2 separate regions of the Homo sapiens genome follow, and region 1 is linked to region 2. Evidence: chromatin loops called from intact Hi-C (ENCODE). Cell type or tissue: dorsolateral prefrontal cortex. All regions are shown on one strand. Each heading gives the region's core, and the rest is flanking DNA. Links, peaks and the distances in the headings are about the cores only.

What was found. Peaks named below come from ENCODE experiments on the same cell type or tissue, not always from the same donor. Only the 100,000 strongest peaks of a DNase experiment are listed, where the experiment ranks them.
Region 1: a loop joins it to region 2, with 2.7 times the contacts of the local background. A loop is called at or near these places in 6 of 110 quality-filtered maps.

Annotation. Positions count from the first base shown.
Region 1 is chr13:103,133,093-103,149,778 of GRCh38, reverse strand. No RefSeq gene overlaps it. Among named protein-coding and RNA genes, the nearest start is that of SLC10A2, 75 kb to the right of the region's middle. RefSeq lists an enhancer at 15,404-15,463. In dorsolateral prefrontal cortex, for the core only: a CTCF peak has its summit at 9,281; no DNase peak of the experiment used is centred there.
Region 2 is chr13:102,938,692-102,955,377 of GRCh38, reverse strand. No RefSeq gene overlaps it. Among named protein-coding and RNA genes, the nearest start is that of ERCC5, 100 kb to the right of the region's middle. In dorsolateral prefrontal cortex, for the core only: CTCF peaks have their summits at 6,985 and 7,191; a DNase peak (open chromatin) is centred at 7,137; H3K27ac peaks cover 3,067 bases.

The sequences.
Region 1 (16,686 bases), core at 5,237-13,236, 190 kb before region 2:
TTTCTGATTTTTCGCCATTGCGGGTACTCCTGAGAACACTAAAAAGACCAAAGCTTCCACTCTTCAAAAGGAATCTTTCATTCCTGGCTATCTTCTTCCATCAGAGCACCTTCTTGGAGCCCACTGAATTTATCTGTCCAGTACACTATCTAGCTAACCTTCTTCACCTTATTCTGGAAATCTCTTAAAAATTAGAAAGTGTAATCAAACTAGTCACATATGGCTCCATGTGAGAGGAAAACTTCTGAAAAACTATTTAAATGTCTGATTAAAAAAATTTAATCCATGGTGGCCTTAGTACCAGTGTAAAGTAGCAGAAAGTTTAAGAATGTAAGAAGGTGAATTTTCAGACGTCTGTCTGATGAAGGTGTTCAAGCATGGTTTGGAAAACAGGCAAGAACTAATCAAGCAAGCTGATCTCATCCTAAATACACATTAATTTATGAGGTGTTAACAGCACAGGGATTAACCTATGAAATAGCTGCTCATTTTATTAAGCAAAAATGATCAAAATGTGCTACTCTCATTATAACAGAAATACGAACTACATCATGCCAAAAGACAACTAAATAATGACTGCAATGGGTTTTATAAGGACAATATGCCTACTAAGTGAGCCAGCCTCTTTGAAATTCAAGATGCTGAATCAGGAACTAAACTTCCAAACTAGTTTCTTCAGCCTTATTAGGAAAACATGGGCAGTTGATGTCTGTTTCTGTTCTATTTCTTCAGCCATTCAATAAGGAAAATTCTATTACACTACTTCTCAAGGGGTATCTTTTGGAGTTGTCCATGTCTTTGAACTGCTAAATATTATGGCTTTCTCTGCTGTGTGTCTATAGCCCTCAGAACAATCACTTGCAAATTCCAAGGCACAAAACACAATGAATGCACCCTAGTTTCACTTGCTGGAAATCTCCTAAAAGGTCAGTGGAGTGCATTGTCCAATATTCTAGTATCATTTTCTGAGGACTGGAATTAATTGTACAATTTTCTGTTAAACTTAAATAAATGAAAACAAAAAAAAACTGAACATTTAATTTGAGTTGAGAGTTTAGAAATTCTGCCACCTTCATAAAACCTTTCCTGATCAGTTTCATAAAAGCTGTGTCTCCCTCCTTTGAAATATTCTAGCAATGACTTGTATTATTCATTTGTCAATTTATTTTATACTGCTTCTTGTGACTCTTCAACTTTTCATTCTTAAGTATTATTTTAATATTTAATCATTACATTTCCCCATACTTATGGCTTATTTGGCCAGATTATTAAGCCTCATAAGATTAAAGACTAAGAATTAAATATCTATACAACCTCTCACCCACACCCAGACACCCAGAGCAGAGTTTGGAATATTTCAGTCCCTCCTGATGATTTGTTGATTTGATTTTCCTGATTTCAGCCAAGTTGAAGAACAGTGAATAGCTGCCCCTTATTAGGCACAGGGACTGATCCCCAAGCAACTAGGTCTTACAGAAAATATTCGTGGAGGCCTGAATAAGTCAGCTTATAAAGATAGTCACAATCTTCACACAACTGAATATACAAAAGCCATGCATTGAAAAGTGGAATTGTGTAGAAAGCAAAGCGTGCACTTTGACCGCAGAGAAACGTGCTTTCGATTCTCTGGTCCACAGTTAATTATGTCTGCGACTTTGCATGAATTACAAAAGCTCTCTGGCTCCATTTCCTAATCTGTGTACAGGAGATGATAATATCTCCTTCAAAAATTATCGTGAGAATGGAAAGAACACATTTAAAACACCTAGTGTGGGACAGAAGCTCGGGAAGCTGTCCGTAGGTAACAGGTTCCTCACAGGACACTAGCAGGCACTGTCTGCCATTAGCCAAATGGCCTTAGGGACAGGGAAAATCTTGTAACTGAGAGTGTTTTCTTGTTTGATTTTTATTTTTAAAGAAACTCAGAGCTTTTAGCTCAACTTTATTAAGAAAGCAAGCTCTGCTGCCCACATTTTGTGGACTAACTTTCTTCATAAACTCATCTGACTCTTCCTCCTTTGGCTCTTACTCAGAATAATTTTTCAATATATGTTTTGTGTTATTACATCATATGTGTTTACAAAGCTACAAAATGTTTAAGAAGTTGTCTAAATACTTGAGCAAGGTAAATTAGCTAAATGTTTGACATTGACTAATTTCTCAAAGGACTGCCCAATTCCACTGTTTTTAAGTCAATAAGCAAGAGAAGAAAAGAAGTTAAAAGTAAAAAGTCAGTTGGCCATGGTTTTCACTTTTCAGTGGACTGTGGTGCCATTAAATGGAAAACCTATAGTTCTGACAGTGGTTTATGAAGGAAAATACTTTTATGTATTAAACAGGATCTTACAAGAGTGTTGCTGTGGTATATGGAAAAAGAACTGCAGAAAATTTGGAAAAGGCTCTAAAGACTTTCACTAGCACTCTCTCTTATCCTTCATTAATGTCATGATTTTCTGATTTCACTAAGTTTAACAGGAAACCAACAATTCCTGAAAAAGCTGAGATTTTCATCTTAGCTCTATCACTTTATGAATTTGCTTAACAGCATGAACCGTGCAATTTTGTACACATGGGACTATGCCCCAAGTTACAGAGGGTGAAATTTTGACCTAAGCTCATTACTTCAGAGGAGATATCCCACTGCACCTGGTCTACAAATTGATGTTTTTAAAGCCCCTGCCCCCCAAACACATTAACTTTTAAAATTGTAAAGGAGTCATTTCTCTGAGACTTTTTCAGAGAAAAATGCTGATTCTAACAGAGTTGCTTTCAAAAATCTGGATATGATTTCCATAACATTTCAAGGGCAAAATGCCAAATGCTCAGAACTATTAAAGATAGTGTAAATGACCAAGCAGACATACAGAAAATGCTATCGGCTATAAAAGTCATCAACTGGAAAAGTTTCACAATTAACTCTTGTGTTTCCAGAACTACAAACTTACCTGAATCAGCTTCTTCAATAAATCTGACATTTTTATTTAAAAGGTAATCACAGGGAGAGAGGGGGATAAATGGGCAGAGCACGGAGGATTTTTAGGGTGTGAAACTACTCTCCACGATACTGTCATGGTGGATACCTGTCATTGTACATTTGTCCAAACCCATAGGATGTACAATATCTACATGGAGCCCTAATGTAAACTATGGACTTTGGGTGATGACCATGTGCCCATTTCGGTTCATCAATCATAAAAAATGTGCCTTTGAGGTGAGGGAATGCGATGGTGGGGGAGGTTGTGCATGTATGGGGGCAGGAGGTGCATAGGAAATCTCTGTACCTTCCTCTCAATTTTGCTGTGAACCTAAAACTACTCTTTTAAAAAGCCATTTAAAAAAACCACAGTATAATTTTAAAAAAGAGGAGATTGATGATACCCTTGACTTGAAAGATATCCTGTGATCACTTCGGGTAAGGCATCACCATCTAATAGCCTTCCTCATAGGGTTTCTATTTCCTCATCTATGTGGTGGGCATACTGTGTGAGTATTTATCAAGCTTCATATATATGCTTTGTATACTTTCTGATACTCAGATTTTTAAATAACTGGTATTGATATCAAGCTCAGCATTACTTTATTTCTACAACACATTTAGTTTTACCAAGACATGCAGTATCTTCAAGGTTTATTCATCCATTTCATTCATTAGAGGTTAAAACAGGCCAGAGCTATAAATGTTTTATGTACATATCAATCTGAAAGATGTACCAAATCCTGTATGCTTTGAAATACATATTACATTCATCCAAGGCAGTAATGATCTAGCTATGGTTAATTTAAGCATCTTGTTTTTCTTCCTCTAACTTTTCCATCTTGAAACTACCCACTAGTAGTGTATCTACCCACTAGTATATACTATAGTATATCCTCTTCTAGATAGTGAGCAAGAGAAAAATGAGATCAAAGTAATCTAATATTTTGATAGTATAATGGGTATGCCAAAAGCCTCTCATTACAAAGGAGGTAAAATTACATTTCCCAAAGGGATATTTGGTGAGTATAAATAGGATTCCATGACACATTCTAATGCTCACACATTTGCATCACCCTTGATGTTATGAAATGAATGTTTGTGTCCTCACAGCTCCAGACTTGAACTTCTAACCCCCAATGAGATGATATTGGGAGGTGGGGCCTTTGAGAGGTGATTAGTCACAATAGGAACCTCATAAATGGGATGAGTGTCCTTATCAAAAAGGCCCCAGAGAGCTCTCTAGCTCTCTTTCTACCTTGGGAGGGTGTGACAAAAGTTAGCCATCTACAAACCAGGAGTGGGCCCTCATTAGACACCAGATTACTGTGCATTAACCTTAGACTTCTCGGCCTCTAGTGCCATATGAAATACATTTCTGTTGTTTATGGGCTGTCAAGTCTATGCTACTTTGTTATAGAAGTCCAAATGAACTAACACACTTGAGAAGTAGTCATAAATAAAATGATGACACCTGCGTAGGATCTATTAATAATGGTTTCATATTTGAACATCTAGTCAATTACTCCTAATCTTCCCTTTTTCCTACCCTGTGTGATGTACCAAAGACCTCTCCTCCTTGCTTTGTTCTTTTTGTTTTACTCTAGAGAGAGTATGGCAGGGCTCATCAATCTTTACCATGGTATTCATTTACTTGCTTTTAGTTTAATTTCTCAGGTTTCATCTACTGGGTACCTGTTATATCATCCCACATGCTTTTCTTGATTCTTATGGGTTAAGAAATCCACCAGGTATCAGTCTGAATGAATATTTTTTCTACCCAAGGAATTTGGACTATAAGATTTAGGTCTAATTATAGTAAGTATACATTAAAATGGCAAGTCAGTTGAAATACGTGGGTGTGGATGTGTGAACATGAGAGACAGAGACAGAAAGGGAGAAGGATAGAAAAAGACTCATGACCAGCCTGGGCAACATGGTGAAACACTGTCTCTACAAAAAACACAAAAATTAGCCAGGTATGATGGTGCACATCTGTAGTCCCAGCTACTTGGGAGGCAGAGGTAGGAGGATTGCTTGAGCCCAGGAGACAGAGGTTGCAGTGAGCTGAGATTGCGCCACTGCACTTCAGCCTGGACAACAGAGCAAGATCCCGTCTCAACAAAAAAAAAAAAAAAGAAGAAGAAGGAAAAAAAAAAAAGAATGGAGAGACAGAGAGAAAGCCAGCCCCAGAACACTGACCATTCCACACATCTATTACAACCCACCCAATTCCCATTCAGAAGCTATCAACTTTACAGACCATTTTTACTGATATCCAACAAAAACAAATTATATACATATAAAGCTTTTTATGGCTATAAAGCACTTTTACATATATTACCTTATTTGATCATTACAACCACCATCTCATAATGTAGGAGGACACTTGTTAACCTATCAATTCCTTGGGAAAGAAACTTTTCAGTAAGTGATTAAAAAGAAAAAATAACAGGTATCATGGGAAGCATTGCTAGCACCACAGCTAAGAACAATGGATATGTCAAAAACCTCGTTTAGCTGAAAATGTAAAAAGGTACTCAGAATCCTATTTAAACAATTCCACTTTATGTTTTATCTGGTTTTTTAACCTAGCAGATAAAATTGATCAAAATGTTCAAATCAAACTGTTAGTAGGAGTTTCAGAAGATATTTCACAATTTAAAATGTTTTTCTCTTGCTCATGATGTATAACTATGAACCTATGTGAATGGAGACATAATAAGATTGCTCTGAATTATCTAGACTGATTTCATTCCCACCATATTAACAGCTAATGGATTCCTCCATTGTAAATTATTTTTCAAAGCAATAGCAAAAAATTTACTAAATTTTGTGCAAGCAGTTTTTCAATATCTATAAAACTTCTATTTTAAAACATGATCTAAGTTTTTCAGTCTTATGTAATATATTTATTACAAAATGTCATATACTGCATGAAAATTTAAATTGTGATGAATTACTTAAGAGATTAGCAGATTTCAAGTATTAATGGACTAAATTAAAGGTCATAACTTTGTCAACACAAAGTGCTTTCCATACATGTGATTAATAACAAAAGAGACTATTTGGGACTAAATACTTTTACTACCTTCCCTGTGTTAGATTGTGATATCCATATCACAAACATGATGGATTTTCCTAATCAGTGGTACTAGAGTTCTCATTAAGTACTCATTAAACTTCTGCACCTTAGGATAACCTTGAGAGGTGCATTAGACACTAATGAGTAAATGCTTTCATTGTATGAGCATAACTCCTATTAATGATAATGGAATTTATATGCATGCAGCAGGCAAAGATAGTAGAGATAAACTATAAAAATAATACCAATTTGAATTTCATATCCCAGTACTCAAATAAAGGATATATTTGTTAATTTGTTCTAATAAAACTGTCTTCAAAAATGCCACATATGGATAGAAATTAGCTGGGGGAAAAAACCTTTAAGACATTTAAAAATACTTAAATGCTTGGCAATCATGAGTAAAGGTAAAATAATAAATATCTGGATTAGAACAGGAACAATTTTTTTAGAAAAAAACAATAGTTTTAGGTTCTGTAAGGTCTTACAGTCAAATTCCTTAATGTATTTTGTTAGCAATACAGTTGATGAATTGATAAAACATTTATCTGTCCTCTGTGCTTTCTGTTTTATTTATTGTTATTGTTGGTTTTTTCTTAATTAAATTATTTCCATGCTCAAAAATGCTTTACTGTACAATTTACTGTACTATTACTATAAGGAAAACAGATATTATATAGGTCAAATAAAACCTTGATTCAGGGATAATAACACCCTGCCTATTTACTTCCTCTTCATTCTGAACACGAGTAGTTAAATTATTTTAACTAGTGACTATCCAAACTAATTTTCAAGTTATTCTGCAGTTGAGACCTCCGAAAACTTCTGACAGACCTACTCATGAGTATAATTGTATTCCAAGACTTTCTTCTTGTTGACTAAATTGTCCTGATGTACTTAAATTTCATTTCTTCTTAAATCTTTTTTGGAGATGAGGAAAATAAGGTCACCATCTTGGAATAGTAGAATCTTTGATCTCAGGAGATTATCTAGCAAATAGTAATTGTCTTCTTGCACTCTGCTGGCATTGAGAAACTCAGTAATATGAAAGGCAGGCCATTTCAATTGTTAAAACATTCTTACTTATAATTAGCTAAAATCTATTCTGTAGATAATTCTAGGCCCAAAAATCCTCGCTCTTAAAGTCAAATGGAATAGCCTTAATTCCTCTCCCAAATAACAGGCCTCAAATTCATGAAGACGTGTTTCTGTGCTGATGTCTCTTTTCTCCATTGAACATTCACTGTACCTTCAACCATTGCTTATATAAGATAAGGTTCATTACCCACTGACCTCTGGACCTCTCTGGATAGATGTCAGAGAGGTGCTCTCCTGCTTCAATAAGGCAGCTAGAATTAATCGCAATCTTCCTGCAGTGAGTTCAGCAGTGCTGAGTGCAGAAAGCTTATTATCTTCTGTGAACTGGACACACTTCTTTCCTCTATTAACACAGCCTAGGATTGCATTAGATCATTTGTCAGTCTCCTCACCTTGGATAACCCTCCATATCTATGGATATATTAACAGGAGGGAATTGAGAGGATCTTTTATCAGACCATCTAGTCTGACCTCCTGAACCTTTAATCAAATAGCAGTGCTTTTATAGCAGGTTATCTGGAAACCTATATAAATGGATCGTTAAAAACACTGTTGTGTTGCTTTGGAACCACTAAAAATTGGGAGAGGTGGCTGGTATTCAAACATCCTTTCATTTGTTCCTGTGTTGGTGAATTGAGTATTAATAAGCCACAACCATGTGTCTGGCTGGGACAGAGACATGAAGAACAGACCCCTGAATCTCAGTTCCCAGATGTCTCAGATAAGCTGACCGATAATGACACACTGTGTGCCAGGTACTCTGATGAAGGTGTGTAACAGTGATGTGAGGACAGAGAGGAGGAATGCCCAACCCAGCCTAGGTCAGATGAGGGGTCGTGGAGGCATCGCAGAGAATCCCATTCTGAGTCGGATCTTAAAGGAAAAGCGAGGGTCCTCCTGGCTCCCCTTCTTCAGTGACTACAACAATGGCTTTGTGCTAAGAAATAAATGAATCAAAATTTAAAATAAGACAAAGTTAACAGTTGGATAGTTAATGAATAGATGGATCAGTTAATTAATGAGTTAATTAGATATAAAGAGTACTTCAGTCATGTGCCAGCCACGGAGATGAAAGATTAATGTATTCATAGAGAGATAAGCAGTTTGGTTAAGCTACAACTATGCTTTTAGAGGAGGAACAAGAAATGGGACGAGAGAAGTAGGTAAGAAGAAAATAATGTGAAGGAACAGGGACTAGATACAGAAGAAACACATGGTGTTGCTCTTGGAAAAGTCCAGCAAAAAAGAGAAAAGAGGAAGGAAGGCGGGAACATGTTTGAGAGACACCAAGGACTAAGGATACCAGAGGTAGTGACGGAAACATAATTCCTTGGTTTCTCACCTGGGCCACTGTAAGAAAGAAGATTGAATTGACCAACCTTCAGACCAGAGGTAGGGCAGATTTTGAAAGTGAGGGGAGTGACAAATCCAGTTTGCTTTGAATTAAATGTAAGACATAAGGTGGAGCATTGATAAGAGAAATCCGTAAGGAATGGACCACCCATTCCCAGTCTTCAATGAGGAGATGGGACTAAATACGGATCTCTGGGTTACCAGAGGACATACATGATAGTTCACGTCTTTGGGGTGAATGAGATTGCCCGGGGAAAGAGGGAAAGTACCCAGCGTGGAGAGAAAAATGCTAAACATCAAGGCCTGGGCAACTACAAGTATCTAAGAGGCTGCCTAAGGAAGAGAAATCCACAAACCAGACTTCGAAAGCATCTCTGAGAAGGGAGGAATTGGATATATTGGTATGTTGAGTAACAAAGGCCAGCTGAGCAGAAGTCAAAAGCAGGAAGGTCGGAATGATTAATGGATCAAAAGTTCTACTATCTCACAGACTTTAATTATAAAACATAAACTTCATTTTCAAAGAATACATCTTTCTAAGAAATCAGCTAAAAGGGCACTTTCTTAATAACGAATCACTTTTTCTTTGCCATCTTTCTCATTTTAAGGGTCTCCTTTCAGCTACTCCAGTGCTAAAATGTATTTCTAAAACCTTCCAGAAAAGCTGAGGCAGGAGCAGAGGCTGGGTTCAGATATGGGGCCTTGAGATAGAGTTTGGATGTTATTCTCTGTGAAATGGGAAGCTTCGAACCATTCACATTCAGCAGCCCTGGACTGCAATACCCACATTTTATCAGTAGGTGCTGATATCTAATAAGACATGGTTGCTCAAGACCTCAGTTACAAAGAAACCCGAGGACATGGATGGGTCTGGATAGCTGATGGTTCACCACTGTAAGCTACGGATCTGTTCCCCGCACCCCTTTACATTTTTAATGGATTGTTCCCCTAAATCTGTCTATACTTATAGTATAGCATATTCTATGTTTAGATCATTTTATTGTTATATTGAGAAAATGGAAGCCATAAGAGGAGTTTCCTCATTTTGACACCACCAAGTTCACCAGCCTCTGCATATCTTTGTCTGTCCTCTGCCTTTCCTCTTCAGACACATCAAGTGCCCCAGAGGGAATCAAAACCCACCCTTCACTTAGTGCTCTGTGCCTATCCTCACTCACCTTTGCGAATGCTTTACTTGGTTACTCTCAGGAGTTATCTCATCTCCTATCTCATCTGCATTTTTAATTTAAATTGTATTTGTATAAATGTATGGGGTCTAAGTGTAATTTTGTCACATGTCTGTATTGATAGTGGTGAAGTTGGGGATTTTAGGGCATCCATGATCCAAATAATGTATATTGCACTCATTAAGTAATTTCTCATTATCTACCCATGTCCACCCTGAAAGTGCTTTGAGTCTTCATCATCTACCATTCCCACTCTATGTCCATGTGTATGTTATTTTGCTCCGACATGTAAGTGAGAACATGCGGTATTTGTCTTTCTGTGTCTGAGTTGTTTTACTTAAAATAATAGTCTTCCATTCCATCCATATTGAGGCAAAAGACTTGATTTCATTTTTTATGGCTGAATAGTATTCTACTGTGTATATATGCTACATTTTCTTTATTCATTCATCCATTGATGAACATGGGTTGATTCCGTAGTTTTCCCATAGTGACTAGTGCTGCAATAAACAGATGAATGCAGGTATCCTTTTAATAGAATGATTTCTTTTCTTTTGGGTATCCAGATATCCAGATTGCCAGATCCTGTGGTCCTCCTAGTTTTAGTTCTTTGAGAAGTCTCCATGCTGTTCTCCATAAAGGTTGTACTAATTTATATTCCCACCAACAGTGTACAAACACTCTCTTTTCTCTGCATTCTCACCAACATCTGTTATTTTTTTCCTGCCTTTTTAGTAATAGCCATTCTGACTGGTATAAGATGATAGCCTCCCGCAGTACCAGAACTCTCCCTTTAAAATACAAATGTATGATACACCTTCCACCTTAACAATATTTAATGTACAAGTGTCCTAACTACCATGCAATGCCCCCTTCACAGCGTAACCTCAAGTAAAGGCTGTTTCCACTGTCTCTACTTTCTCGCTTCCCAATTTCATCACTGATTCCAAACAGATTTCTATTTCTTCCATCAACTGACCAAATCAAGACTGCCAATGAGCCCCCACTGGACCCTCTTCCACAGCTGTGGTATTCGACTTTCCACATGTACCTAATTCAGTTGACCACTCCTTCCTTCTTGGAGCTCTTTCTTCTATTGGTTTCTGCAACACTCTCATTATTCCACTTACCTAAGGCTCCTTCTCAGCTTCCCTTGGTTGATTTCTCCTTCCCTCTTCCTCTGATCTCACATTGATATTTAATATGAATTTCACACTCAAATCGCAAATCAGAGTTTGTCATTTCACCTCAAATCCTCACTGGGTCTTCCCCATTTCAGTAAATGGCACCACCATCCGTTCACACAGTTAAAGTCAAAAGCCTGGGAATCTTCCTTACCACCCCCTCCGTTTTCTTCACTCCCTGCCTGCAATCCATCAGCAAATCCCATCAGTGCTACTTCTGAAATATACACGGACCTCACCCACTTCTCCCATTTCCACTGTTTCCTGTCTGGTCTAAGGGCCATCCTAGTAGTCTGGACATCCCCAGCCACCTGCCAAGCCTCTCTGCCACTGCTTTTACATCCTGTGATCCAGAGTAATCTTTTACTCTTTTCCAAGTGATGTCAGTACCCTGAATAAAACTCTCCAATGGCTTCCCACCTCACACAGAATAAAATCCAGCTCCACGTCAGGGTCCCATACCCAGCCTCCTCTCCTCCTCCAGGTTTTCCAGAATTCCCTGGACTCACCATGCTTCACTTTTCACATAAGCCCTTCTGTTCTTGAAGTCACAAGGCACATTCCAGCCTCAGGACCCTTGCACATGCAACCCCTCTTGCTGGAACACCAGTCTTCACAGGCTTGGCTTCTCTTTCCATTCAGGTCTCTACTTAAAGGTCACCATTAATTAACAGCTTTCCTAACCACTTTGCCTCAGGTAGAACCGGTCGCCCTCAGCTGTAAGTTGGGTCTCTATCACACCATCCCATTTTCTTCGTATCCCTTTTTGCTATCTGAAATTAACCTTTTTAAAATTTATGTTTTATATTGTTGTGTGTTTTCCTAAACTAAAATATAAACTCAATGAAACCAGGTACCTGGTCTCTTTTAGTCACTTCTGGGTGCCCCCCAGTGCCTGGTATAATGAAGTGTTTAATAAATAATAAATCAATGATAAACCAGGGATAAATGCTGTCTGACTATGATTTGGGGATTCTTGATACATTGAAACAACATTTATAGAGGTAAGAGATTTTGCCCTTAAATTCTGAAACCCTCGTAACCTGGCTAAGGCATATAAAGACCTCTGATTTAAAATTTTAGTTGATCCAGTCTATCATTGTTGGACATTTGGATTAAGCAAATGTGGCACATATACACCATGGAATACTATGCAGCCATAAAAAATGATGAGTTCATGTCCTTTGTAGGGACATGGATGAAATTGGAAATCATCATTCTCAGTAAACTATCGCAAGAACAAAAAACCAAACACCGCATATTCTCACTCACAGGTGGGTATTGAACAATGAGAACACATGGACACAGGAAGGGGAACATCACACTCTGGGGACTGTTGTGGGGTGGGGGGACGGGGGAGGGATAGCTTCAGGAGATATACCTAATGCTAAATGACGAGTTAATGGGTGCAGCACACCAGCATGGCACATGTATACACATGTAACTAACCTGCACATTGTGCACATGTACCCTAAAACTTAAAGTATAATAATAATAAAAGAAAAAAAAAGAAAAATATCCCAATAAAAAAAAATAAATAAAATTGTAGTTGAACTTGCAGGCTGAAGAATTTGGTTTGACATGAAATCTATACAAGGGTGTGTAAACACATTTACATATGATCTCTCCCAGTGACGTTAAATCATTCTTACAAATTTTAAGCACTATTGGCTATTGTTTTGTCATGGAGGGGGTTCATAAAGAACATTAAAAATAGAGTCTAATTTCTCTTTTAAACTAGAAAAAACAAATTTGTGGAAATCACCCAAATATAATACTTCAGCGGGAGACAAGAACACAGGAAAGTTTTAAAACTTGCAATTGCCCACAAGTAAGCACCTAAGAGGCTATTAGCTGCCACCTGGTATCACAACCTCAGTAAGTTTCCAGGCCCACACACTGAGAAACAAAAGGCATTCCGGAGATGTGGCCTCGATCAGAAGAGGTGAGAACAGTTCTTAGTCTTAGCAAGGTGGTCATGGTCATTAGACCAGTATCCTGACCACACCAAGGCTTCCTAAATTCCGGAGATCCCCGGGTTGGTTTGCAAGACCCTCCCTGCCTATGTTTCCATGGAGATTAGGGCTCTTAGGTTAGAATAAGAGGGACTGAGCACTTGCCCCAGGGGAACAAGTTGCAGATACCAGGTGGGGTGGTGACAAGGCTTGCGGGGATGCTATGAGCTTTACAGAGGAAAGAGACTGGCGGCCATCACTCAGGCCTCCAGCAAGAAAGAAAGGGGAGCGTGGGGAGCCAATCTGGGGCTAACAAGCAGTATAAACTCCATTTGCCGTAAAAAGGAGTGTGTGGTTTGTCCACGCTGCTGCACCAGGGTCAAGGCTGTGTTGAGCAGGAGCACAGAAGCACAGTTAGGAGTGTGGGCGGCTAAGCGCTCAGTGCCTGGACAGATGGCTTTAGGGCTCCACGCTGCTGCCCCTCCCTCATGGCTGCAGATTTCAGGGAGTTGTGTGACCTTTCACCGCTCAGCTTTCTCCTCTGTAAATACACGTGCACACCTGTGGTCACTATTTTCTCTTAGGGTTGCTGGAAAAATTAATATTAATAATCCCATTGTAAAAAAGTAATAGAAGACAGCTGTTATTAACAAAAGAGATTAAATTGTAGCTTGTGTGTCTGCTTTCTAGAGTTCTTCTACCCCCATCGTTGCTGTTCAGCCATCATCTCTCAGCCAGTTTGCTTTGAGCACCTCTTTTCTTCCCATCAAACTCAACACTGTTTATCGTGATGAGACATGGTACTTCTCAAAATTGGAAACAAGACTGTAGTTTATTATTTATATCGGTCTATCCATTGTGCTGTAACCTCCATGAAGGCAGGTGTCCCATTCACCGCCCTATATCCTCACAGCCTCGTTTCGGGTTTGAGCATATTTCTATTTGACTCTTAACTCAATCAATATTTGTTGAATGTTGTTCTGAAATCTGCCTGTCATGTCCATCGTCATAGTGACAAAAGAATATAGAGTGACAGTCAGGGACTCCTTGGTGAGGAACATGCATAAGCATTAGTGTATGAATATTTAAGTCCCTTCTCTCAGAGGCATCTTTCCTTGCTTCTAAGTGAGACTGTGGAGAAATGCTGAGCGGGAGGCCACTTACCCACCTGTTATCCTGCACCAGATGACTACCCAGGACCCCAATTCTTTCATCTATTAAATGGAAATCAGGGTAGCAAACCCACAGGAATGTTGTGAAGACTAAGCGTTATACAGAAACCATTTTTAAATTTATTTTTAAGCAAGAGTAACCATCTTTAAAACAAATGTGACAGGTAATCCCAAAATATAAAACGGACCAAGTGGAACTTCAGGAGGACAGACTCTCTGCTTGGCTCTTAGCACATCCCCAGGAAACCTCATCAGAAGTTAGAGCTCATGGGACCATAGTGTCAAAACCACTGAGGCTCAGGCTGTCACGCGCTGAACAGGGAACATAACAGACTTGGAATAGACATGTACTCTCTCTCTTCTGGCTTATCTTCTTTGCATTTAGCTGAGGTTGCTTCATAAACAAGTTCTAGCTCTAAGGGCAGGGAGGGGAGTGGTAGGTGACTTTCCCCCAATATGAAATTGAAGTTCTCATCTTAGAGCTATACAAAGTAAACTAGCATCTGTGTTGGCAGTTCTCTGAGTTTTAAGTTGTGGATATTGTGTTAAAACAGAGATCCAAGTCATTAAACACGAACAGCAGGCATGAAAGAAAATAACTCTTGCACAGTACCGTTTCATATTGTTGTAACCAGAATTATAAAGGTAAAAATGAGTCCCATCTAGGGATAAAGGAAGAATTTTTACTTGACATCAAGAGCATGTGATTGATGCAGGGCCATTTCCCAACAAAAAAGCATCCAGCACAAAATATTATTTCATTATCTTTTCCAGCTTTTTTGAGGTATAATTTACAAATAAAAGTTGTATATATTTAAGATGTACAACATGTTTTGATACACATTGTGAAAGGATTACCAGCTTCAAACTAATTAACATATTCATCACCTCACAGAGTTAATATTTGTTGTATATTATGACAATACCTAAGATCAATATCTTAGCAAATTTCAAGTATTCAATATAGTATTGTTAACAATAGTCACCATGCTGTACATTAGATCTCCAGAACTCATTCAAAAAAATATTATCTATATAAAAATATTATAACAGCTACAAATGCACTATAAAAGGTATGGGTGAGAGTCTATTGTTTGTTTGTTTTTAATTTTCCTTCCATTGTAAGGAGATGGGGAGAGAAAACTGGTTCATTGCACTTTTTGGCAGCTGAACTCTGTTCTCTGATTGGCATGTCTTTGCTTCTCTCCTCCCCAGGCAGAGACCACTCAGCTCTGCCTGAGGCTCATGTCTCTGGCTAAGCTTCCTGGCTTCTGCTTGTCACTCTCAGCCTGAGCATCTCCTCCAGCCCCTTGGCTTCACCACTTCCCCTCAAGGGACCTTGTCCACTATGACTCCCTCGACCTCTAGATAAAACGGTTCAGTTCCACATGCACCAGGGCACTAGATACCCTTTGCATGTCTTTATCTTTCAATTTAGCTGATGGCCCTTGGCTCACATTTAATGGAAACTTTCATTCTGCCAGAGGGGATTGCTTTATCTAGCTTTTTTATACAAAAGTTCAGCCATTGAATCGGCTTGGTAGGTGACCTGTGTGGCCCAGCAAGAGTGTCAGGAAGCCATTTTTTCCTTCTCAGTTCATCAGAAGTGTTCCTTGCACCCCCATATAGAATTGCCCCACAGCACACTGGCAGCTCAACATTTGAAGGTGTTTTCTAGGAATGCAGCAAAATGCCCTAAAATGTCCTCATATGAGGCCAAAACGTCCAACCTGAATAAAAACTCATAAATTTACCTGGAACTATATTGCTGTCTCTGGTCCAGTCTCCATGGGAAGACATCCAATACTTACAACCAACAAATTTATGTAATCTTTTGAGTTTCCAAGTCTAAGAAAAAAAGTGGCACAAAGCCAGGTTTAGGTGAAGTCTAACAATGGGGATCACCCACAAGTTGAATGTTAAGCTGGGGAAAATAACAAGTGCTCATCAATTATTTTCTAAAGTTACTCTGGACAAGACCCAAGAGAATACCATTACTCCAGTCCCTGCAATGCCTTTTATGCCAGCCAAGTGCAAACCTGAACAAACAACCCTTCTCTTGGCAAGGCAGGCAGGTCTTTAAAGGAATCCGACTGCTGCTGACTGCGCCCCAGTCTGCTTTTATCAGAAGATCGAAGGAGCTGGATGGGCAGCCTCGTTCCCAACAGGCTGTTTCCACTGTCTGCTGCAGAGAGCAATGCCCCCTGGGGTTAATACACTGCATAAGAGACAGAGTGAAAACTGACCAGTGACCACCAAGGGGGAAGCTGGGGCCTCCATCAGCCACACCATCTGAGGAGCCCCACATCACATCAGAGAGACTGAGAGACAGAGCCTGGCCAGCGCCTTCAATCGTGTTCCTGGTGCCTGGGAGTCCATTGAGAAGCATCAAGCTGGCCTGAGCTTCTTTTAACCTCAAGAACAAAGACCAGTGTGAGTGGGGATCAGAAAAAGAGTGAAAGGAGAAAGGGACAAATTAGAACAAAATGCCAGGGTGATAAAGGGAACAGAAGCAACATGCACCCAACTGTTTGAAGTCAAGGGCTCCCGAGGAGAAGGCAGGTTCTCCTTCCCTTTGCAAGGTCACTAGTCACAAGCATGCGACCACAGGGTAGCCTCAGGCAGCCCTGAGATCTCCTTTTCCCTCGCAGTTAGGTGAGCATAGGATGTGGCAGCTG
Region 2 (16,686 bases), core at 4,145-12,144:
GTTGGAAAGTAGACAGGGGTGGCATGGAGAAAATAAACCTAAAATCATTTTTCCCTATAATTGGGCTCTGGGCAATATTTGAATTCCTTTTGATAACAATTAGACTGTGGTGTAGCTCTTCTTTAGAGCCTAGGAAATATTACTGGCATTTGTTTTGGATATTACTATTCAAAATGCTGCTACCGATTAGTAAGTCTCTCCGAGGTTATAAACGCTGGAAAGAAAACGCTGGAAAATGATCCCAGAATGAAGGAGAACATAGAGATAAGACAACTGAAAGCAAGGTATAATTTGGAATTGGATTGTTTTTTCTCTGGCAGGTGTTATTGAGCCAACAGGAGAGCTGGAGTGGGACCTGAATATTAGATGTTAGTAAGGCATCAATGTTAATTTCTTGACTTTAATGGTTGCATTTGGAAATGATGGGCATTAAATGGTACAGAAAGAAGAAAGAGGAAGAGGAGGGAAAGGAGGAAAGGAAGAAGAAAGAGAAGAGGTTCTTTGCACTGTCCTCACAACTTTGCTGAGCTGGGGATTGTTTTAAAAATAAATAAAATTATATAAAAGAAACTCAATAAAATAAATCATTCAAATCTCAATACTTCTCTTCTTTGTGATTTCATGCACTCTCAAATCTGCAAAGTCTGCAACTACTCCATTAACGCAATGGCTTTCTGCATCAATGACTTACTGCTTCATGACAAATCACCCCAAAACATGGTGGCTTAAAATAACAACCATCTATTTAGCTCAGAATTCTATGGGGCAGAAACATTGAATGGGATCAGCTATGCAATTCTGCTAGGCTGGGCTGGGCTTACTCATGCATTTGCAGTGAGTTGCCAGTCCCACTGGGAGCCCCTGCTTCTGGGGATTGCCTGGCTGTCAGCTGAGACCATGAAGGAAACTAGGCCATATATCTGTTATCATCTACCCAGCTAGGCTGAGTTTTTTCTCCTGGCTGCTCAAGGTTCTAAAAGCACATAGATAGTAAACCCCACGCAATCTTCTACATTTTCAACTTTCCGCTCGCCTCACAGGTGCTGCTGTCCCATTGGCAAAGCAAGCCACACAGACAAGCCCAAGGTCAATGTAGGAAGGCCCCATCAAACTGCATCAATATTGGGTGTCATTACAGCAATCTAGCCAGCACACTCCCAAATCTCCATTTCTAACTCTGCTTTCTCATCCTACTTAAACTGCCTGCTAGACATCTCTTCATGGTGTCCTCCCTGAATTTCAAATTTCACTTGTATAAAATTCATCATATTATAGCCAACACAGGATAATGAATAGAACGAGGCTTCTAGTCAGCTCTGGGTTTGAATTCTACTTATTGTGAGATTTTGGTTTAAGCTACTTAAATCTCTGAGAATGGCTTCCATTTTCAACAAAAATAATAATAAATATTTGATAGTTATTATGGGGATTAAACAAGATAGTGTACTGTCAACCCTTAACACACAGTAGGCAATCAATAATTTTTTTTGTATTCTCCACCCATTATCTAGAGAAACCTACTCCCCTTTTCGAATTTCTTTATTGACATGTTCTCACTCATCCAGGCTGATGGAAACACTGTGGCCATTTTCACATTTTCCTTTTCCTTTGCCCATTTGTATTCAACCTGCCCACCTAATGGGTTATCTGAAGAATTACACTGAAGCACGTAACAAAGTGCCTATCAAATCATAGTTCGTCTCTGTATATTTTTTTCATTTTTAAAAGGCTTGTTAATAATCAAAATCAGTTCATTGCATTTCTGCAATTTTACTCAACAAACATTAAGTATCAGGGATGAACTCGTCACCTTTTGGGTCTCTTACCAAAGCTACACTTCTTCCTCCATCTTCCGTGTCTGTCCCCTGTCAGCACCAACAACCAGGGCCCTCAGGACATGACCCTGAGAGTCCTCCTTGACGTGGTTCTCATCCGCTTCACTCAAATAATTCACCATGAAGTCCTACTGGTAGAACTACCTGGCTTCAGTTTCATCACCACCACTGACTCGCTGATTGACATTGGACCAGTCACTTAATCTCTCTGTTTCGGTTTCCTCATCTGTAAAATGGGAGTGATAATAACAGTACAGGATGCACTTAGACTGTGCCCGCTACCTACCCAGTGCTTTGATAGGGTTAGCTATTACTGTTGGCCCCTGAGTCCTTCCTTGTCTCTCCATCTCTGCTTGCTGCTACCTCAGTTCAGGCTCTCACCATCCCTCTTGGGTGTGAGTGCCATTCATCACCCTCTAACTTAAATCCAGCGCCTGGTGTCACCTCTTCCAATCCATCCTCCCTGCAGGCACCAGGGAAATCAGTGCAAAAGGACAAGCCCAGGATGCCACTTTCCTTCTGAAAGCCCTTCACCTACTGCTATCTTCTCAGACTATTTGGACTGAAGATCAGTTTGTTTCCTAACCAAGTTTCAGTAACAGAACATACATGTGTAAAACAGTAAAAAGTATTTATTGGAAAAATTTAATACAAAAAAACCTAAACATATACAAAATAAAAGTCTCAAATTTTAATTGTCACACGTCATGGGCATAAAGAGTCTGTCAAATTGCTGATGGGGTACGGTGGCTCACGCCTGTAATCCCAGCACTTTGGGAGCCCGAGACAGGCAGATCACTTGAGGTCAGGAGTTCGAGACCAACCTGGTCAACATGGTGAAACCCTGTCCTACTAAAAATATAAAAGTTAGCCAGGCATGATGGCACATGCCTGTAATCCCAGCTACTCAGGAGGCTGAGTTAGGAGAATTGCTTGAACCCGGGAGGTGGAGGTTACAGTGAGCCGAGATCATACCACTGCACTCCAGCCTGGGTGATAGAGCAAGACTCTGTCTCAAAAAAAAAAAAGAAAAAAAGAAAAGAGTCTGTCAAATTGCTGCGAAAGTTTCTAAACACACAGTCCTGATTTCTCCACTCATCTCTTCATGGACCCCTGACAAACAGCTACTGGACTGAGAGCTCCCCTTTGAGAAGCACCTAAGTTAGGAGCCCTTCACTACCGATGGTCCAGCTAGTTTTTTGCCTAATCTTATCCTCCAATCCAACCCTTCCCCCACACCCCAACTCTTCCTGCAAAATGTGTATTTATGCATTTGTGCATTCATTCACTTACATATTATTTATTTATTTATTGACTTGGGTTCCCCCAATGTATAATCCATCTCTGTTCCTTCCCACATGCTGATTCCTCTTCCTCTTCGCATTTTTGTGACCAGAAAACTCCTAAGCAGATGCTGCATGATCTATAGTCTTCCTATCCGCTACTCGGTGTTGCAGCTGCCTGCCAGGCCCTGTTTCATCCCTGATACGATGGTTGGTTGTCATCGCCTTCCTTGACACTGCTGTGTGGCTGCCAGCACTCTGGTTAGTGTGGTCTCTCCCCGCCTTTAAGAGTTGCAGGCCACTGAGTCCTGTTGCCCCGCAACGCTGCTGCGGCACTGCTGCTTCTATAAGAAAGGAAGATTTCCTCCTTGAATTACTAAAGCCATCTGAGCCTTTTAGTGAAAGCCTGCTTATTCCATTCCTCTCTCCTTTCTCCTTAGGTAACTGGGGAAATGCACTTGAAGACAGCTTCAGACAACAGTTAAAGACACCACCTTGTATCTCATCAACTTTGCCGAACACCTACTCTGTCTGTTATTCAGCTGGCTGCAATAAAAGCAGAAAGAAAAGCGCATCCCCACCAGAAAAGCAGCACTTAGAGCCACTCAAGAAAGATCAGAATCGTGGGATTGTACTGGTGGTTGGGGTAATTTAAGGAAGAGCACTAAGTTGGTGACTAGGATTTTAGTCTTGAGAGACAGTTCTCTGTGGGTCTTTCTCATTTTCACACGTCTTCTTAGCAGAGGCATGACAGCCTTTTTTCTCTTTTCAAAAATATACATGAACAGTTGAAAGGTAGGAACAGTGTCTTCTTCTGGAGCAGAGGGAAGAATGTTGTACAGTACAATAAAGATAATGTCTCCAGGCAGGGCGTGGTGGCTCACACTTGTAATCCCGGCACTTTGGGAGGCTGAGGTGGTTGGATTGCCTGAGGTCAGGAGTTCTAGATCAGCCTGGCCAACATGGTGAAACCCCAACTCTACTAAAAAAAAAATACAAAAATTAGCCAGGTATGGTGGAGGGTGCCTGTAATCCCAGCTACTTAAGAAGCTGAGGCAGGAAAATCGCTTGAACTCAGGAGGCAGTGGTTGCAGTGAGCTAAGATCATGCCATTGCACTGCAGCCTGGGTGACAAGAGCAAAACTCTGTCTCAAAAAAAAAAAGATGTCTCCCTCCTGGGCAAAACTTAGGTAGGTTTGCTTGCATTTCATTTATTACCAAATATTGGTGTTCCCTAAGCTGAGGGTTTCTCAAATACACGTGCAACATCCAGGGCCCCGAATGAGTTCACATCCTTTACAGGGACATAGATGAAGCTAGAAACCATCATCCTCAGTAAACTAACACAGAAACAGAAAATCAAACACCGCATGTTCTCACTCATAAGTAGGAGTTGAACAAGGAGAACACATGGACACAGGGAGGGAAACATCACACACTGGGGCCTGTCGGTGGGTGAGGGACTAGGGAAGGGAGAGTATTAGGACAAACACCTAATGCATGTGGGGCTTAGAACCTAGATGACGGGTTGATAGATCCAGCAAACCACCATGGCACATGTATACCTAGGTAACAAACCTGTACATTCTGCACATGTATCCCAGAACTTAAAGTAAAATTAAAAAATAAATAAATAAATAAAAATACATAAATAAATATAACTAATTAAACATCCAGGACCACTCTGTGTGGCCCCAGTGGGACTTGGGAGACGAAGGGAACTGACACAAGCATTCATTGCATGCCACTTGCTATGCAGGGAGGGAAAAAGTCCTTTGTCTCTTACCCAGGAGTGTTGTGTCTTCTATCAGCATCTGTGAATCAGTGGCAGGCTTAAGTGTTAGCTCAAAAGTGGCGTAAAATAACACAGTTCTCGACATTTAGAAGAGGTCAGGGAACTATTTCACAGGTCCCACTTGAGCTAAGACATACAGGCTTTGCGTAAGTTAGCCGTAAGGACATTCTAGAAGACAAAAAGAAAAGCACATAGCAGGGAATGGTGGCATCACCTCATGACACATTTAGGAAAATGCAAGTAGAACAGGACGGCCAGATCATTGCCAAAGATTTCACAGACAGCTGTGAAACTAAACCGATGTGTTCGATTTAGACTTAGCGTTCATTTTGAGTTACATTTTTTAACAGCATTAAGCATAGTCTAAATTAGCTAATGCAGTGCTTCCCAAACTGGTGTCAAAGAAAAACTTTGTAGTTTTCCTTGTAATGTAGCATTAATCCTGTGCCAAGAAAAATAGACTTTCCTTGCACTATTAAGTGAGTTTGTTAACGGCAAGCAAAGTTCGATACTTTTTTTACTGAAGCCCTTCTGGATACTTTAAAATGTCAATCAATATTTTGAATCACCAAATGGGAACTGTAGCATACAGTCTAGCTAGTCCCAGCTAATCTGATCAGATAGCCTTTGTTTGGGGAACCCTGATTAACATTTCCCAGAATCATTGTTCTGCTCCTCCTAATATGAGTAATGTTCTGTCTAATCCATTTAAAAATCACTATAGCATTATTATAAACAAACAAATAAAATTACAAATGAGTAAAATTAATCTTTAGCTGGATTTGCTTTGAAAATATATCTATGTGGTTAGGATTCTGTGATCCTAGCCTTGATCACCTAAAGAAAGTGAAATTCTATAGAGGCTTGTATGCATCTGTTCTCCGCTCCAATGACCTGCAAAATAATAACTCAATTCATTAATTGCACAGGAACATGTTAGCTCATACACCTAACCTCTAGTTGACTAAATTGTTGTAAGAACAATTTATATAATACTGAAATATATATATATATGCATATATGTGTGTGTGTGTGTGTGTGTGTGTGTGTGTATAGTGCAATAGAACACAGAAGTTTGGAGGTTTACCCTTTATAATTCAGACATTATTTACTTTGCTGAAGAATGCCTTCAGAGTCTTATTACACTCTAGGTCATTGAAAATATAGTATTGCACACATATCATTTTAGTATGAAATATATATATTATATGTAATAATATGTGTATTATATCTGCATTCATATATATTATATATACACTGAAAATACCTAGACAAATTTCTCTTAACCCTAAAACAAAAAGAATTAGGAAGCCAAGCCGGGAAAATTTGATAGCCCTTTGATTGTTGGCCATTTTATAGCTGAAAAACGGCTTAATTATTGTTACAAGTACACACTAAAATAAAAAGCAAATATTGTTTCCTTAAAGTTGAAGGGAGGATTGATTGAAAAGCTCCACTGGCCAAAAATATTTGGAAGAGTTTGTCATCATCTGCTTCAGCCTGTTGAATGGCAGAAATTCAATGCACTGGCTCTCCAATGTTTTGAAAAAAAAGGATTCTAATCTATCATTACCTCACCATTGAATCCCCCCACCACCACCATGTTATCATATAGAAGATATTCGGTCAATGTCTATTAAATCAATAAATGAATGTTTCACCTTATAATTGATTTGATAACTATATTGTACAATTTTGAGGATGTTCGCTGATTTTTATGAAATTCTTTACCACCAATCCTGCTGATTCAGATGACTAAAAAAGTTCATTAGAGAAACAGAGAAAATACAAAAGAAATGTTTAAATGATTTATCAGAAGCAATAACTAAATTACTAAAATCCCGAGGATTATATAGAGTGAAACACTACAGTACAGCAAACATAGATAACATTCTGTTTACACAGATATTACATTAAAGTTGAAAAGCAAACAAAATTATCTTTATAGTTTCTCTTTTGTAAAATCATGGATAGGGTTTTAAAATTTTCATTTATTTCAACTCTGAGTTTCTCATATGAAGTAGTGTTTATTTCATATAATCCTCTGGATTTTAACAAAGGAATACTTTGTTATTTAAAATGTCATGCTGATGAGTGAGAAACATGCTGAAATCAATAAAAGATTTAAACTGCATAGGCCAGTATTCTTTTCCTATCTCACAATGATTCAGTCTCCCCATGTCCACGGGCTTTGTCCCTCCATTGTTTGTTAGTCTTGGCGCCGCCAGGATAATCCCCAGCTGCAAATTTCTCTTCCCCGATTTGCATGCATGAGGACTCACTGCCACCCAGAGCCATAAATTATTTGTGCATTTTAGCCTCATATCATGACCTTTCATAATGAAAAAAAAATGATTCCCAACCTCGAAGGATTTATTATCTATATGGAGAGAAAGTCAAATGCAAAATTAACTGTTCTGCAAAATGGAATTCATTTCCTCATCCATTCATTAAGTCATTATTGATTCATTCAGCAACATTTATTTACCGCATGTGAAGGTACTGCTTCTGTGGAAGATACTGTGGATGTAAAGACAAATAAAATATCTCAGTCTGCTGCCATCCTCCTACTTCCCTGCCTGCCTTTCCAGAACCCTGGCTTTGGCTTATGTCTAGGCTCTATAGTCCCTCAACAACCACGAAAGACCGTTGTCTACAGTTTTCCCCAGGACCCTCCAGCCCTATAGGTAGTTGTCCAATCTTCTTCAAGCATACTTTTTTTCAAGTAACTCCCCTCTTCAAAAGCTTTTAACCCCATAACCTAGGAAGTAAATTATAAATTCTCAAATTGACAACAATTGAAGACCCTTGATAGGCTGGCCCGTAACTATTTCCAGTCTTAAGAAACTAACATGACAGGAGTGACTTGCATCGCCCTAGTCCTTTCACACATATTATTTCAGACACAGTGCCCTATGAACTATTTTCACAGTAATATTGGAGATTCACAGAGCACTGTCATGTGTATCCCAACACAGTTCATTTTCTTCCTGGGCACATCGAAGACTCTATTTCTAAGCCGCTGACACCTGGGTGGAACCATGGGACTGGTTCTGGTCTATGGAATGTGAACAGACTTAATGTACTTCTACACCTGCTCCCTAAAAGATTGCCCACACTCTTTCCCTCTTTCTTCCCCTCTGGTGGTGAATGTGGAGACCTGTGTGGGAGACAAAAGCATCTCAAGATGAAGCGCTTAAAACTCATTCTGCAGCAGAGCTCCCACCCCTAGAAACCAAATTAAACCCTGATGTTAGAAAACATTCTATTTTTATTGTTTTAAGTCCCTGAGATTTCAGTTTGTTTGTTATTGCAGTGTAAGCTAGCTTATTCTAACCATCCAGGCAGAAATTAACTACATCTTTTTAGACATGAGAAAACTAAGGTTCCAAAAGGTAAATGACACCCAAATGCATGTGGTTAATAAGTAGAAGGATTATGTATTAGTCCATTCTCACACTGCTATAAAAATATTACAAGACTGGATAATTTATAAAGGAAAGAGGTTTAATTCACTCGCAGTTCCACATGGCTGTGGGATGCCTCAGGAAACTTATAGTCATGGTGGAAGGCAGAGGACCTTCTTCACATGGCAGCAGGAGAGAGAAGAGTGAGGAGCAAAGGGGAAAGAGCCCCTTATAAAACGATCAGATCTCCTGAGAACTCACTCACTGTCACGAAAACGGAGATTTGGGTGGGGACACAGCCAAACCATATCAGACTATAAACTCAGATCATCACTTTCAGATCACTGAAACTTTTCACTTCATCCTCTTCCTTTTCTGCCATTCATGCAATGATCCCCCTCATGGGACATTTAGCACAGCTACATGGAAATGCTTCCTTAAATGCACAGTGCACTTCCTCATCTCCATCCTTTGTCCAGAGTAGTACTCATGGAGAAGGCTCTTCCCTCATTACATGCTTTGAAACCTGTGCTTCAGGGTCTGACTCAGTCTCCACACGAAGCCTTTCCTGCTGCCCCTGAACAGAGCAATTCCTCTCACCTCTGTGATCACGCAGCATCTTGTCTCTCACTTTCTCATAACTCCTATAATATCATAGATCTGCATATACTGTCTCCCCGTTAAACCAAAGGCTTCTCAAGGACAAAGACCATGATTTATTCCTTTTTGCACAACCCACTTTGTCTAGCCCTGTACCTTGTGCATGAGGTGCTCAATAAATGTTTGAATTTAGTTAAATTCACATTTTAAAGCCTTTAGAAATTTTAATACACTTTCCACTTCTATTAATTATTTTAAATGATCCTGGCCCCAGGACAACATTCAAGGTGTCATGACTTCTCTTTTGAAAGTGCCACTTCAGTAGCAGCATTTCAAAGACAAAAGACAGACACTATATGTGGTATTCGGTTTCACACCGCTTTGCACATAAGTCACCCAATAATCATGTCAAATGAATAAATGTGGTGGTTTAACTGTTTAATCTATCATTAGTACGTGCATGGACTTACAGTGAATGTCAATGAAAGTCACTTCTGATAATAATACGGAAGGATAATATATGCAAAAGATCTCTGGACATGGTGTCCACTTTGATCTTGTTTTTAAATACAATACGTTAGTTCTGATTTTTAAAGTGTACTTTGAAATCCTCTGATCTTCTCTAATGAGCCACTTGATTATATAAAGGCCTTCCCTTGTGTTTTAGAAATGAATTTGCAGCGTCTCTGTTAGCCAGAGCTGGACTTTGGAAATATGAATAGTGAAACAGATTATTAACAAGCACTTGCTCTTACTTTACTTTTGTTACCACAAACCAATTTACGTCCGCAATATTTACCCGCTAAAAACAAAGTACACAAACTGGAACACGTCTTTAAAAATGAATTGCTTCTAAATAAACTTTACATGCAATTAGAATTATGATACCTTTTATGAAGGGCTGTGTCCCCTTCCATTTGGCACTAGTGACAAAGGTTAAAAATGCCCTTCTATAAAATACCACATCATTAAACAAAGCAACTCTGTAATTACCCACTATACAACTGGATAAATTCCAAGTTTTGTGATTATTTTAACCTACGTATGATCTACTTGTACAAAAAAATAAGTCCAAAGGATAGAAGAATAGATTTTCTCTTCAGCACGATTTAGTTTTGTTCTCACTTGTGGAAATTCGCTCTGCTCCTCTTGTTTGAAAAATTAAAATAACAAATATCAAGAGTTTTCTGCTCTTTCTATCTTTCTCTTTAAGTAACGATGCAAGCATATGGCTGTAGAACGTCAGGCTTTCTGCTTTCTGTGTTGCTAAAACCCAGCACTAGGAATGAGACATAAAGTGGCATCTAGCATATTAAAAACTCAAGCCCCACAAGCAACAGGTGCAAGAATAATGCCTAAGGAGAAGCTGAAGAATCTCATTATTATCATCTGATAGAGGCAAAACTCTGTAAAAGGCAAATCCTTGTTTCCCAATAGGATCAAGTTACACCCCACGGAGGCAAAGTCCCACCACTTCTCCAGTGTTGACTTCCAAAGGTTCCCATCCAAACTGCACATTTTTTCAAAGTACCAAGGGGCCAGGCTCTCTCACCAAGGTCCAGATAAATGTCCAGCTACCTCAGGGGTTCCCACCATGTCCCCTCTGCCACACTGAGAAGAAGGCTATCACCTGTGGGTAACTCTACAGAAGGAATGCATTCTGCACCATCCACCACACACTGAGATGAAAAAGAGTAAAAACTTTTTTGAAATCATCCTTCAGAATTTCCAGGTCACTGGAATTTAAAATCATGGTGATGACCAAGTACTTTCATCAAATATCCATGAAATACCTTAGGCATTTTTCTTAGTACAAATCCTAATACCTTGGCCAGATTTGCCCTTTGAGTGGGTGCGCTTGTTGACTATTTAGTTATTAACTATGAAAGTGGTGTTCTTGCTGTAGGCTCAGACCACTTCCCCACAGTACATTGAGCAAATACCCCCAAATTCCAGGAAGCTGCATGGACTTTCTATAAATGAAAAATCTAAAAAATAATGACAACTGTTGAAGTTGCATTCAGAGCTTACTATTGGTGCTTGACAACTTTTCCAGAAGATCACTGCTACCTTCTGGAAAATTGTAAAACAGAACATGTTGACCAGTGAGTTACAGGGTCTAACTCCAATACCCCTCAGGGACTCACTTCCCAGTTTCAATATTCAGACCCGGGAAGAAAGAGGGCTGTGTAATGACTGCTGCAGTTCAGGCAATTCAGCCTGTATTTGTCTCTCAGTCTTCCCCTTTCTGAGTTTTGGAATATAAATATACAATTAAATTATCTGATTTCTACACATATTGAACACTAAATGTAAGTTACTTGGAGCAATTAAGCATATATCTACTTGGCACTTACCATGCCAGACAGCCTGCTACTGTTTTACAGAAATTATCATTTTTAATCCACAGGACAAGCCCACTAATTTTTTTTCACATGAGAAAACTGAGGTTCTAGTAATTTAAGTGACTTCCTCAAGGTCACCCAATAAGGAAGTAATATAACTGGACACCTGTCTTCACAGCCCATGCTTTCTACTATGACATATTACTTCTGTGAATTTTAAGTTCAAAATGCTGACTTTATGTTTCTTAATCTCAAAACCTTGTTTTCTTTGTTGGTAAAGCTGTAACATCCCCAAGGTCATGGCTAATAATCGACAGTGGTGGGTACTGAATGCTGGATTTGGGGCTCTTTTTCTATATAACATCTTCAAAAGACATTGGACACGTGGTCTTAATCTGCCAATTTTTTCTACCCTCTAGTCTCCTCCCTCTCAAAACTTGGGGATCACCCTGAAAGCACCTTGCTTCTCCCTGACACATATCCCATCCATTAAAAAGACCTGTTAGTTCTACTTTCAAAATATCATTCAAATTCATCACTTCTTTCCAGCTCCAACAACAGCTCTAGGGCTAGTTGCCATTATCCCCCCGTGAGGCTGAGTGATACCCCCTCATCCATTCCTTTTCCTTCCAATCCCCCCAGTAGAGAGGAAGCTTTTGGAAATGCAAATCAGTTTATGGTACCCCATTACTTAAAACCCATCAGAGACTTCCTGTTTCATTTGGGATTACCCCGGTCTTTTCTCACCTGCTTTCCCTCATACTTCTTTGAAAATATCAAGTTCCTTCCCCCTTCAAGGGTTTTATACACACTATTCCTTCTATCTGGAGCACTCTTCTTCATTCAGCTTCAAAGATACTTCCTCATGGGAGATTCCTGTCCCTTTACTCCCATTTAAACTGGGTCCTCCCCTTGCCCTCTACTATGAACTGAGTTGTGTCCCCCAAACATTCATATATTGAAGGCTTAGCCCCCAGTGTGATGATGTTTGGAGATGGGGGCTTTGGGAGATGATTAGGGTTAGATGAGGTCATGAGGGTGGGGCCCTTATGATGGAATCAGTGCCCTTATAAGAAGAGGCCAGAGTGCTGTCTTGTTCTTGTGCTCTCTCTCTCTCTCTCTCTCCCTCTCTCTCTCTCTCTGTATCCCAGTCATGATGTAAGGACACAGCAAGACAGTGCCTGTCTATAAGCCAAAAAGAGAGCCCATACCAGAACCCAACCATGTTGGCATCCTGATCCCAGACTTGCAGCCTCCAGCATTGCAAGACAATAAATTTCTCTGTTTAAACTATCCAATCTATGGTATTTTGTTACAGCAACCTGAGCAAACTAATACACCCTCTTTAGTAGTTTTCCTAGTTAAGATATAGGCTAAACAGCAATAATAAATAGATCAAAAGATACAATGATTTAAATAAGATGAAAATTCATTCTTCTGCCTCATTATAATCCATAGTCCAAGACTATATGGGAAGTTCTACAGTCTACAACTCATGGTTTCTATCTTGCAGTAGAAGGCTGCAGTTTCAGTTATTATCTTCCAGCCAGCAGGAAGCAGGGAAGGACCAAGAGAATATACATGATTCCTTTTTGAGGCACACTCAGGAAGTGATAATAAAATTAATAATAATAATTCTGTTTATTTACCATTGGCCAGAACTTAGTCACTTGGGCAAGTTGCAAAAGATGCTAGATGCTTGGTCATGTTCCTGGCTGAAACTCAGGCGTTCTCTGACTAAAGATGGACAGAATGGAATTGATGAAAAGCGAACAGTCTCTATATTTTCTCTTCACAAGTTGTAACTCAATTAATAGTTACCTATTTATTTGGTTGATAATTTGTTCAATGACTCTCTTCTCTTTTGAACATATGCTTGATAAGGGGGAAACATTATACATACTTGGATCAGCACAATGTTCCCATGCTGGGCACAGTTGCTAGAATACATTGGATGATTCATAAATATTTGATGATTAGATGAATAGGAAATGTGTTCTTTAAGTATCATGCAATCTAATATGTCCACCTTCTGCTAAATAAACTCCTCAGGGGAGAAAGCATATACTCTATATGTGTGGATACAGGCATCTCCAGCCAACCCTGAGGACTCCAATGCTGCTTCCATTCCTTCAGCACCCATTTCTTCCTTAACACCTTCACCTGGGGCTTCTGAACACTCCATTGAAACTTTTTTCTTGGCCAGATCTGTTTCTCAGCCTAGTATTACATCTATTACTACCAATCACTTTCTACTGTTCTTAGAATTCTTTCCACCTTGGTTTTCCCCCTTTTAACAAATGCTACCTTCAAACCCCAAACCAAATAGGCTAGTTACCTTCAAGTTATTTTTTTATCCTTCTTTCATTCCACAATTCATCTTTACTCACTGATTCATCAATTCCTTCTTTCATTCAGCAGCTATTTATATCTGTTCTGTATACTGTGCTAATCAGCAAGAATACAAAATATGTAATATAAGCTTTCCTAAGGAAGCTCAGAGTCTACTTGACTTGAGTATTTTGGAGACAAACTGGAAAATAAACAATTCAAATGCAATGCAATGGGTGCTATAATAGAGATATGTTTAGAAAACTGTGGGAACACAATTATTGAGTACTTACTACTTTTGCCTCATTGGATCTGTTGTTATCCTCAGATCATCCCAACTGTAAAGACAAGGAAACTGAGAATCAGAGTTAAAGAAGATATCCAAGGTTAGACTACCAGGAAGTGAGAAAGCAACTGCTAATTCAATACTATCTGATAACAAACTCACTATCTTTTCCCTCTACAATGCACTAATGTAAATGCTATCTTGCCCTAATGCAAGTTCTCTTAAGATGCCACCTAGTTCTGCCTCTTCTCATCCACAAGAACCCAGCTCAAGCCAGACCCAAATGGCATCCTCAATAGATAAATGTAATGGCTTCCCATGTTCTTTGCTTCAATCTAGAATCCTTGTCAGAACAGCAGACACTACCAGAGGGAAGATAGTGCAGAGGAAAAAAACACCACCTGTGTTTGCCACTTATCCGTTTTATATTGCTGCAAACTACTCCAAAACTCTGTGGAATAAAACAATTTATTATCATTCATAGTTCTGAGTGTTGACTGGGCTCAGCTGGGTGGTTCTTGCTCAGGGTCTCTTGTGCAATTGCAGTTGTTTGCTGGCAGGGACTGGAATCATCAGAAGGTTTCTTTATTTACATTTCTGGTGCTGGGGTAAGACACTGGGGATTGGTCAGATGTCTCATATGGTTGGCTTTTGCTACCTCACAGGACAGCAGTTGCAGGGTAGTTAGATTTTGTACATGTCAGCTGGCTATTCTTAGAATAAGCTCAGTTTTCTTAGCCATAAAATGTTGAAAGCAATGTCTAACTCACTGGGTTGCTATGAGAATTACCTGGAATTGAGTGTATAAAATGCCATGTGGCAGGTAGGCTCTCAGTAAGTGTTAGTTCTCTTTCCCCATCATGTTCCACCCTCATTCCCCAGCAGGTGATAGAACAGGATTTTTAAAAGTTTGTTAAATGAATGAATGAGTGAAACTACGCAATGCATGGAGCTTCCAAAGTAATCATCCAAGACACTATTCATAATGTCATCCTCCTGCTTAAGAATCCGCAGAACCTTTGAGTTGCTAAACAGAACTCTGGGTCCACCAACCTCTGCTATCCATTCCCCATGCCTCCTGCAGGCAAACCTCAAGGGCTCTTCTGACGGCTCCCAGCCCTCCCTCTGACACAGACCGTGGTGCCACAACCTAGTGTATGTTTACAACTGCCCCCTGCTGGCACAGGAGCCAACTGAAAGAGCTCCCAATGGCCAGGGCAGAAGCAATTTAGCAACAGGATAAAGTAGTACTGTATCATAACCCAAAGTATAAATTAAATGTCCATGGGTCCATACTGATATAAATAAGTGATTGAGTAAATTAATGAACGAGGGAAAAGAAACAAATCTCGCGTGAAAAATTCCAAGTGATTTATGTAAATATGTTACCCTCAAGGAAGTGGAGTGTCAATCCCTACTCCTTAACTCTGAGCCACCCATAGTGACTTCTTTCCAAAGAGTGCATTATGAAAAAGGGATTTTTTTAAAGTAGCTTTTCAGTGGAGAAACCTGACAAACGCTACCTCAGCCAGGTAATCAAGGTCAACATCACTTATAAATCATTGCCAGGCATGGCAGCCTGCACCTATATTCCCAGCTACGTAAGAGGCTGGGACAGGAGGATTGCTTGATGCCATGAGTTTGAGGCTGCAAGGCACTATGATCATGCCTGTGAATAGCCACTGCACTCCAGTCTGGGCAGCATAGCAAGATAAAATCTCAAAAAAAAAAAAAAAAAAAACAACTAGTTATGTCACATTTGCAGTGTGCTCCCTTGATATAATGTGATGAGACTTGTACTTTACCTATGTGATCTTTGTCCCAAAAACCTATAAGCCCAGTCTAATCATAAGAAAAGCCTAAGTGAGGGATGGTATTTGACCTGGCATTCTCAAAACTATCAAGGTTGTCAAGAACAGAGAAACTTGGGCCAGGCACAATGGCTCACACCTGTAATCTCAGCACTTTGAGAGGCCAAGGCAGGAGGATCACTTGAGCCCTGAAATTCAAGAACAGCCTGGGCAACAAAGTGAGACCCTATCTCTACCAAAAATACAAAAATTATCTGGGCATGGTGGCGTGTACCTGAAATCCCAGCTACTTGAGAGGCTGAGGTGGTGGGAGGATCGCTTGAGCCCAGATGGTTAAGTCTGCAGTGAGCCAACATCATGCCACTGCACTCCAGCATGGACAACAGAGAGACCCTGTCTCTAAAAGGAAAAAAAAAAAAAGGAAACTTAGAGAAAGCGTCACAACCAGGAGGATCCTAAGAAAACATGATAACTAAATGTACTGTGGTATCCTAGATGAGATCCTGGCACAGAAAAAAAGGACATTAGGTAAAAACTAAGGACATCTTAATAAACTGCAGACTTTAGTTAAAATAATAAATCAAGATTGTTTCATTAATTGTAACAAATTTACCATACTGATCTAAGATGTTAATAATAGAAATTAGATGCATAGTATATAGAAAATTGCTATACTATCTTCACAAGTTTCTGTAAATCTAAAATTGTTCCAAAAGATATGCTTCTATTGAGGGAAAAAAGCCTTCTGAGGCTCTGTCAGTAACGGTGATCATCCTGGGAGAGGCTCAGATGCTGGAAATAGAGGTGTTTCTGTATTTGCGTTGAGTTGGAGTATGGGCTCCACCATTTAGAATCATCTCTCCCTACTAATCCAACCTGCCCCCTGCCTGCATTCCCTTTGTTCATGGCAAAACCATCTCCTAGATCCCTAAGTTCAAGATCTCAGGGTCAGCCCCTTTTTTTGCTGCGTTTTCTAAGCCCAGTTGCTTCTGT